2 separate regions of the Homo sapiens genome follow, and region 2 is linked to region 1. Evidence: read pairs that join two places in POLR2A ChIA-PET (ENCODE). Cell type or tissue: GM12878. All regions are shown on one strand. Region 1 has its middle 34 kb from the start of MIR4668. Region 2 overlaps PTBP3 (polypyrimidine tract binding protein 3).

What was found. Peaks named below come from ENCODE experiments on the same cell type or tissue, not always from the same donor. Only the 100,000 strongest peaks of a DNase experiment are listed, where the experiment ranks them.
Region 2: POLR2A ChIA-PET joins it to region 1 with 5 read pairs; 3 of 35 experiments call an interaction of 5 or more read pairs at or near these places.

What each region holds. Positions count from the first base shown.
Region 1 is chr9:111,963,255-111,968,254 of GRCh38, forward strand. No RefSeq gene overlaps it. Among named protein-coding and RNA genes, the nearest start is that of MIR4668, 34 kb to the left of the region's middle. In GM12878, no CTCF peak of the experiment used is centred here; a DNase peak (open chromatin) is centred at 2,457; H3K27ac peaks cover 866 bases.
Region 2 is chr9:112,323,902-112,328,901 of GRCh38, forward strand. The region is part of intron 1 of PTBP3 (polypyrimidine tract binding protein 3); the gene reads right to left. Among named protein-coding and RNA genes, the nearest start is that of PTBP3, 7.2 kb to the right of the region's middle. RefSeq lists an enhancer at 382-907. In GM12878, no CTCF peak of the experiment used is centred here; no DNase peak of the experiment used is centred here; H3K4me3 peaks cover 1,268 bases; H3K27ac peaks cover 305 bases.

The DNA.
Region 1 (5,000 bases):
GGAATGCAAGGCCAGGCATGGTGGCTGATGTCTGTAATCCAGCACTTTGGGGGGCCAAGGCAGGCGGATCGCTTGAGCCTAGGAATTTGAGACCAGCCTGGGCAACATGGCAAAACCCCATCTCTACAAAAAACACAAAAATTAGCCAGGCATGGTGGCACGTGCTGGCAGTCCCAGCTACTCAGGAGGCTGAGGCATGAGAATAACCTGAGCCCAGAGAGATGGAGGCTGCCGTGAGCAGTGATCGTACCACTGCACCCCAGTCTGGGCAACAGAGTGACACCCTGTCTCAAAAAACAAAACAAAACAAGCCGGGCGCGGTGGCTCACGCCTGTAATCCCAGCACTCTGGGAGGCCGAGATGGGTGGATCATGAAGTCAGGAGTTCAAGACCAAGCCTGGTCAACATGGTGAAACCCTGTCTTGACTGAAAATATAAAAAATTAGCCAGGTATGATAGCGGGTGCCTGTAATAACAGCTACTCAGGAGGCCGAGGCAGGAGAATCGCTTGAACCTGGGAGGCAGAGTTTGCAGTGAGTGGAGATTGCACTATTGCACTCCAGCCTGGGCGACAGTGCGAGACTCCATCTCAAAAAAAAAAACAAAAACAAAAACAAAAAAACCAAATAAACAAAAAACAGAAGGAAGGCAGTCCTGTTGACTCCTTGATTTTAACCTAGTGAGGCCCATTTTAGACTTCTGACCTCCAGAATTGTAGATCACACATTTGTATTGTTAAGCTACCAAGTTTGTGGTGATTTGATACAGCAGCAGTAGAAAACTCATACACAAACCCATTCCTGATCTCCTTCTCCCTTGCTGTCTTCCACTCTAGAAGCTGGAGAACCTAATGCTTGCTGTGTCAGCAGGTCTGTGCTTTCCGAGTCCACATGATGGTCACCCAGATACCACTTTCACCAACATATGGTGTGCTGGAGATCCAGAGGACCTTGACTATGGAAGAAAGTGCTTTGGCTGTCAAGACACACCCAGTGGCAGAGGAGAAGATAATGCTTCTCCTCTATAGTGTTGTGCTCAGCTGCAGCCACATCTAGTGTGGGAAATTTCTGCCACACAGCTCTATCTGTAGGTGACACATGGACACAGCCTCTTCCCAAGGTGTCTTCGTATAGGGCTAGAGTGCTACATGCGGAGATATTTCTAAACATAGTCACACATTTTACCTGTAACTCCCTTTCCCTACCATCTCAGTGTCCTAGCCCCTGAGAGCAGAAGTCCCATCGTATCCCAATTCTAAGATCCACCACGTTTTCTAGCTCAAAATTAGTGTTTCTGCTGGGTGCGGTGGCTCACGCCTGTAATCCCAGCACTTTGGGAGGCTGAGGCGGGTGGATCACCTGAGGTCAGGAATTCGAGACCAGCCTGACTAACATGGTGAAACCCCATCTCTACCAAAATTACAAAATTAGCAGGGCGTGGTGGCACATGCCTGCAATCCCAGCTACTTGGGTAACTGAGGCAGGAGAATTGCTTGAACTTGGGAGGTGGAGGTTGCAGTGAGCCGAGATTGTGCCATTGCACTCCAACTTGGGCAGCAAGAGTGAAACTCCCTCTCAAAAATAAATAAATAAATAAAAATACATTAGTGTTGTTTTCAGAGGAAAAAAACCCACCTTATTACAGCAAAAGTGCATTTTTGTTTCCTAATCCCCATAAAGAAATTAACCCCTCAGTACCTCAAGCCATAGTTTCTTTCTCTTATGATTCTTATGCATTTAACTTCCTTTTTTGATCAGTATTGCTTCTCTACCTTTCCTCTCACAACCACCATAAAGCTGTCGGCAAAGCAAAGCGAGGAGTTTGCCACAGGCTCTGGTTTTATGTGTATGAAAATTTCAGTGGAGTGTGGACTGTTTATGTACTTCCATATCATTCTTTACTTCCCTCCAGCTAGGAGTGTAGTGGCGTGATCTCGGCTCACCACAACCTCTGCCTTGCAGGTTCAATCTATTCTCCTGCCCCAGCCTCCCGAGTAGCTGGGATTAGAGGCATGCACCATCATGCCCGGCTACTTTTTGTATTTTTAGCAGAGACGGAGTTTCACTATGTTGGCGAGGCTGGTCTCGAACTCCTGACCTCATGATCCGCCCACCTCGGCCTCCCAAAGTGCTGGGATTACAGGCATGAGCCACCGCGCCTGGCCAAGACTGCATTTCTTGTCCACCAGGACAGTACTTGTGTTGTTCTTCCTTTTAGCCTTACTATATGCCCTCTGTATCTCTGGCCTAAGGTGATTGATTTCCATCCACCATAAATATTCCCTTGAAGGGTTCTGTTCTCTTCCATCTCTGTGTTCCATTCTTAAGTTTCATGCCTCAGAGTCTCAGCAACTGAGGTCACTCAGTTTCTTACTCATGCTCTGAACTTAGGTACACACTCTTTGTTACTCATTAATATGTTCTAGGTGCCATGGGGAAATCCAAGATGCTTCATGTGACAGGAATCCTGCCTTGTGGTTCACAGTCCAGTTGAGAGATGATTATTTAACCACTAGGAGAAAAAGAAGTAGTGCCTGCTCAAAGAAAGGGATTGATAAAATGCAATGGGTGGTCAGAGGGGGACAGAGGGCACTTCTAATTTAAAGACAGACCTCAAGGAGGAGGGACTTCTAAGCCAGACCCGGAGAAGTATAAACAACTTAAAGGTGGCCGGGCGTGGTGGCTCACGCTGTAATCCCAGCACTTTGGGAGGTGGAGGGGGGCGGATCACTTGAGGTCAGGAGTTTGAGACCATCCTGGCCAACAATGGTGAAACCCCGTCTCTACTAAAAATACAAAAATTAGCTGGGTGTGGTGGCACGTGCCTGTAATCCCAGCTACTCAGGAGGCTGAGGCAGGAGAATAGCTTGAACCAGGGAGTCAAAGGTTGAGGTGAGCCGAGATCGCGCCACTGCACTCCAGCCTGGTGACAGAACAAGACTCTGTCTCAAAAAAAAAAAAAAGAAAGAAAGAAAATTAGCCAGCATGGTTGTGCGCACCTGTAATCCCAGCTACTCAGTTGGTTGAGCCAGGAGAATTGCTTGAACCCGGGAGGCAGAGGTTGTAGTGAACCGAGATCGCACCACCGCACTCCCGCCTGGGTGACAGAGCGAGACTCGTCTCAAAACAACAAACAAAAAACTTAAAGATATGAAGAAAGGGGTGGGTGTCATTGCAGGCAGAGGAGACTGTCATGTGTATGAAACGTGCAGAGGTGTGATAAGGCTGGTGTGTCCATGGAGAAGAATGAAGTTCAGCTTGAACAGGCACAGGCTGGTGTGCAGGGGTGGTGGTGGCGGGAACACCTTGATCTTGGACTGCCAGACTGGGCGACATAGTGAGACCCCATCTCTACCAAAACATTTTTTAAACTGCCAGCAGCAGCTGGATGTGGTAGCTCAAGCCTGAAATCCCAGCACTTTGGGAGGCCGGGGTGGGTGGATCACTTGGGGTCAGGAGTTCAAGACCAGCCTGGCCAACATGATGAAACCCCATCTCTACTAAAAATACAAAAAATAGCTGGGTGTGGTGGCTCATGCCTGTAGCCCCAGCTACTGGGAGGCTGAGGCAGGAGAATCACTTGGACCCAGGAGGCAGAGGTTGCAGTGAGCCAGGATCGTGCCACTGCACTCCAGCCTGGGCAACTGGCAATACTCCATCTCAAACAAACAAACAAAAAAACTGCCAGCAGCTTGATCTTGGCATCACTTATCACCACTGATGGGCAACACAGAGCTGAGAAAATGGCAGTGGAGCTGAGAAAATGGCAGTGGAGCCAAGAATAAAGGCAAGAGTAAGGCTCAGAAGGAAGGGGAGGTAGGGAGCTCCCCAAGGTCTTGCAACACAGCCTGGCTATGAGTGAGTCCCCCTCCCTCCCCCAGCAGATCCTGCAGAGAAGACATCATCTCTTTCCTGGTGACAGTGCCTATCTTCCAGGACACAGCTGCCTCTTCAAAGCTAAGGCAAATCTTGTGCTGGAACCAAAGCCCCATCTGTTGGACTCCTCTACCCAGACCATTTGCCAAAATGATGGAATAGGGCCAGGCCTGCCAAGAGGTCCTCAGAGGGTATCTAGGTGAAGCCCCTCTCTCTACCAAAGAGGGAAGTTAGGCCTATGGATAGGGAGGGATTTGCCCAAGGTCATTTATCTAGCAAGTAGCTGCAGTAAAACTTGATGCCAGCCCTTCTTACACAAGATGTAGGTTAAGAGAGCATTAGCCTTAAGCCAGACTACACGGGTCCAAATCCTGGCTGCTTCTGTGTCGGCTGAGAGGTTTGACCAACTTCGTTAAACTCTTTCAGATTCAGCTGCCCTTTTACTTTTTAATCTTTATTTTATTTTGTTTGTTTGTTTGTTTGTTTTTTGAGACAGGGTCTTGCTCTGTCACCCAGGCTGGAATGCAATGGCACGACCATGGCTGACTGCAGCCTTGACCCCCTGGGCTCAAGTAATCCTCCTACCTCAGCCTCCAGAGTAGCTAGGACTACAGGCACATGCCACCATGCCCGACTAATTTTTAAAAAATTTTGGTAGAGATGGGGTCTCACTATGTTGCCCAGTCTGGTCTTGAACTCCTGGGCTCAAGTGATCCTCCAGCCTCAACCTCCCAAAGCACTGTTTCCCAATTAAATGAAATAATAAATGAAAATCACTTAACATAATGACTGCATATAATAAGGGCTCAACACGTTAGTGAAAAAAAATGCCTGATTACTTTTCTCTACCTTCTGCAATAAAGACCTCCCAGTCCCAGTTCTTTCCCCTAGAACAAACTACTAAGTAGATATTAGATTTCCCTAGAGCTGGTCATAGGTATCACTCCTTTGGTTTTGCTCAAAGCAGAGAGCATTCTTGTTTGATACCATTATTAACACTAGGTGGGTATCTTTTTTTTTTTTTTTGAGACGGAGTCTCACTCTGTCACCTAGGCTGGAGTGCAGTGGTACTGTATCAGCTCACTGTAACCTCTGTCTCCTGGGTTCAAGCAGTTCTCCTGCCTC
Region 2 (5,000 bases), 360 kb after region 1:
CCACAGAACCAGGAAGCTCTGAGAAAACCAACCAGGATAAACACTAAAAAATCCATACCTTGGCATATCATTCAAACTGAAGAAAACAAAAGAGAAAATCAAGAAAGAAACCAGAAGAAAAAACACCGTACCTATGGAGGTACAGGGACAAGAATTACAGAGGTTTCTTTCTCATCAGAAACCATACAAGCAAAAAGAAAGTGAAGTGAAATATTTAAAGAGTTTTTTTAAAAAAAGGAAAAGAAAAAAAAAGACAACCTAGAATTCTGTATGCAGAGAAAAAGCATCCTCGGAGTAAAGCAGAAACACAAAACCAAGAGAATTCATGTCAATGGACCTGCGAAAAGTTTTTTAAAAGTTCTTTAAGGGGAAGGAAAACATTATAAACTTAGTAAATGTATATGCTACAATGTATACAGCAACCACTAAAAAAAAAGTTAAAGGAAATATAATTAATATGTATGTTGAGGGCCTGGTGCAGTGGCTCACATCTGAAATCCCAGCACTTTGGGAGCCCGAGTCTGGTGGATCAGTTGAGGTCAGAAGTTCAAGATCAGCCTGGCTAACATGGTGAAACTCTGTCTCTACTAAATACAAAATTAGCCAGGCATGGTGCTGCACACCTGTAGTCCCAGTTAGTTGGGTGCCTGAGGCACGAGAATCGCTTGAACCTGGGAGACAGAAGTTGCAGTGAGCCAAGATCGCACCACTGCACTCCAGCCTGGGTGACAGAGCGAGACTACCTCTTTTTTTTTTTTTTAAAAAAAAACAACTTTAAAAGAATAGACAAAAGACTTAACATTCACAAAAGAAGATAAGTGAATGCCTATTAAGCACATAAAAAACTCACCACCACCAATCACTGGATCAATAACAAAATTAAAATGAGGAAATACTAGTCCACAAGAATACCTAAAATTAAAAACTGACAACACCCAGCGTGTTGTCAGTTTGGCTGACACATGAGGCAAATGAACTCTAATATAAAGCTGATCAGAGTGTAAGGTGGTACAGCACTTTGAAAAACAGTTGAACAATTTCTTATAAAGTTAAACATCTACATATCCTATCACCCAGCAATTCTGCTCCTAGTCATGGATTGAATGAAACATACATATACCCAAAGACTTACACATAAATGTTCGTGGTAGCTTTATTCATAATAGCCCCAAACTGAAAAGTGCCCAAATGTCCATCAACATGAGAATCAATTTTTAAATACTGTTATATATTTGATAAGAGTCAAGAGACGGCAAAATGCCTAGGCAAAGAGGGAAGGGTCCCCGGAGAACCTTCGACCTGCCCAGGTCATCATGCACAGGAGGCTTGCCTAAATACGCCCACAGTGAAAAATTCCATCACTTAACATATGTGCAGTAAGGGAAATAAATCAACGTGGAGCGGCTCAGACTAAGGGCCCGTCTGCACACTGGGGGAAGGGGGTGGAGCCACCAGGAATTCACGCCTTAGGCTAGGGAGTGTGGTGGCCTGGTATTCAACCTGAGGTGGAAGCCAGCTGGCGGGACCCCTCTCTTTGCTGAGAGCTCCCCTTTCGCTTAATAAATTCCACTCTCCTCACCCTTCAATGTGTCCATATGCCTAATTTCTCCTGGTTGTGAGACAAGAACCTGGATTTAGTTGAACTAAGAAGCAAAAACCCCTGCATTATATTCACATAGTGGAATTCTCACAGAAATTAAAAAAAAAAAAAGGAACTACTGATATATGCAAGAACAAAGATGAATCTCAAAACCATTTTGCTGAGTAAAAGAAATCAGACATCAAAGAGCTTTTATGCTCTATGATTCCATTTATATGAGGTTCAAAAACAGGTAAAACTGGACAAGCACGGTGGCTCATGCCTGTAACCCCAGTACTTCGGGTGGCCGAGGCAAGCAGATGGCTTGAGCCCAGGAGACCAGCCTGGCCAACATGGCGAAACCTAGTCTCTACAAAAAACACAAAAATTAGCCCGGAGCGGTGGAGCGCACCTGTAGTACCAGCTACTCAGGAGGCCGAGGCAGGAGGATCACCTGAGCCCAGGAAGTTGAGACTGAGGTAAGCCTTGATCACACCACTGCACTCCAGCCTGAGCTACACAGTGAGACCCTGTCTCAAACAAACAAAACAGGTAAAACTAATCTCTGGTGATAGAAATCAGAAGAGCTGCCTAAACTGGGTCTGGAAAGAGGCAACAGGGAACTTTCTAGACTGCGTGTTCTATTATCTTGAATGAGGTATACAGGAAACACTAGTGGATACAAGTGTCAAATTTTACTGAATTGTACCCTTAAGACATGTGCATTTCATTCTATGTAAATTACAGCTCAGTTTAAAAGGAAAAGGATTGCAGCAAATGCCTTCTACATTTCCTATAGCTCAAGCACAGCAGCAGGCAAACGTTTTCTGTAAAGGGCCAGAGAGTAAGTATTTTAGGCTTTGCAGTCTCCACTACAACTACGACTGCCTTTGTAGTGTGAAAGGAGCTACGGACAATATGAATGAGCACAGCTGTGTTTCAGTAAAACTACAAAAACAGGTGGCAAGCCAAATGTGGCCCATAGCCATAGTTTGCCAACCCTTGGTCAAGCAAACAGAAAACTAATCCTCAAAATTAATTTAAATATGCTATATTGTTCTCTTCTATATACTGACAGGCATGATAATCACTAGAAGTCCTTCCCATATATGTGAGTTTTTCATACTCATCTACTCACTTAAAATAGGAAAACCCAGAAAAAGTCTAAAACATATTTGATATGTAAGACTGTCATTTTCTTAAAATCATACTCTAATCGCTACTACAGTATTTTGAAAAAATAACCAGGATTATGAGGAATATTCAAGTTTAAAATAAGCCAGCCAGTTAATAATTAAAGTATAAGCTGTACACACACAAAATGCTATGTTATCCACAGTCTGACACTTTGATTTATCTGGTATAATAAAGTTCTTAAAACATGTACAGTTATCACTCATTATCATCTAGTTGGTTCTTCATTTAAAAGAATTCAAAATTAAAGACAGCAATTATGCTTGGGTGTGGTGGCTCACACCTGTAATCCTAGCACTTTAGGAGGCTGAGGCAGGAGAATCACTTGAGGCCAGGGGTTCAACACCAGCCTGGACAACATGGTGAGGCCTTCGTCTCTACAAAAAAACTTAAACATTAGCTGGGTGTGGTCCTAGCTACTCAGGAGGCTGAGGTAGGAGGATCACTTGGGCCTTAGAGGTGGAGAATGCAGTGAGCCATGATTGTGCCACTGTACTCCAGCCCGGGCAATGACAGAGGTAGAGCCTGCCTTCAAAGAAAAAAAAAAAAATAGCAAATACGTCTCAGTTTCCCAATAAGCATTTCAAAATATAAAAATTACATGAAGAAGGCCGGGCACAGTGGCTCACGCCTGTAATCCCAGCACTTTGGGAGGCCGGGCAGATCACGAGGTTAGGAGTTCGAGACCAGCCTGGCCAATATGGTGAAACCGTTTCTACTAAAAATACAAAAAAAAATTAGCCGAGCATGGTGGCGTGTGCCTGTAGCCCAGCTACTCAGGACGCTGAGGCAGGAGAATCACTTGAACCCAGGAGGTGGAGATTGCAGTGAGCCGAGATTGCGCCACTGCACTCCAGCCTGGGGCAACAGAGGGAGACCACCGTCTCAAAAAAAGTACATGAAGAAATAGAACAAATTTTTCATGAAAGTAGTATTAGAAACTAATTTTCTTAATTTTGGCAAGGCTCAAAAAATTGTAACACCACAAATAACATCCAAGGTATACACTTAGGTATAACATGAGACAGCCCTAAGCTGCCTGAAAAATGTTACCTGTCTTCAAGAAAATTCCAATTTAAAAAATGAAATGATTTCTTTCTCACCATAGTATATGACTAATAGAGGAAAAAAAAAAAAACACTAGCAAAATGAGAAAGCTTAAGTTCCTGTATAAGTATTCTACCTAACTAGCCATGTGACAATTTGGCATTCATTCACTCATCAAGTATTTCTGAGAGCTTATTATGTGACAGACACTGGAAACACAGTAGTGAAGAAAATAGCAAAAATCCCTGCCCTCATGACACATTTTGGTGAATCACTTAATCTCTAAAAACAACTCAGTTTTCTTTCTCTAAAACGATGGATTTTATATTATACTACAGAGTATTTTCAATTCTTTTTTTAAAAGTCCATATTACTCTTCTGAATCCAGGGAAGCAACTTATGGAAGATAACCTGAAATCCACTCTTGCCACTGGCTGAAACCATTTGTTGTGTCATCATATTCAGATGGCATACAAGGGAAATTAAGTAACTGCTAGATTATCTTTCACACGATCTAGATGAATTATGAGCCTTACTGGCCTCTTAGTATTTACTTGGTAATTAAGATTCCTTGGATGGAATCCAAAAAGAACAATCTTAGAGAAATTTCTCCAGATAATGCATAATTTTACATTCCCAGATCTAAGCCTATAAAAATATAGATTGCTACTGAACCAACTAATAAGCTTATCTTCTCTTCAGAGTAGGATCTGACCTTTGTTTACAAAGTGCTTGCTAAAAGCAGGTAGTCAGAAAGCCAAATTTTGTATTCAAATATGGTTCCTGCATCTAACATTTAAATCTTCTTTCACTTATGAAGACATATCTTTAGGGCAGGCACAGTGGCTCATGCCTGCAATCCCAGCACTTTGAGAGGCCAAGAGTTTGAGACCAGCCTGGGCAACACAGCAAAATCCCAGCTGGGCATGGTGGTGCACGCTTGTAGATTTACTAGCTACTTTGGAGGCTGAGGTGAAAGGATGGCTTGAGCTCAGGAGTTAGAGGCTGCAACGAACTATGATCATGCCACCACTGCACTCCAGCCTAGGTGACAGAGTTAAAAACAAACAAAAAACCATGAATGAACACCACTGTCAGGTCCAACAAATGCAAATAAAGTAGGAGCACTGAAATTTGCTAACAAGAAGAGATGATGAACACAGATGGACCCAAAGTGGTG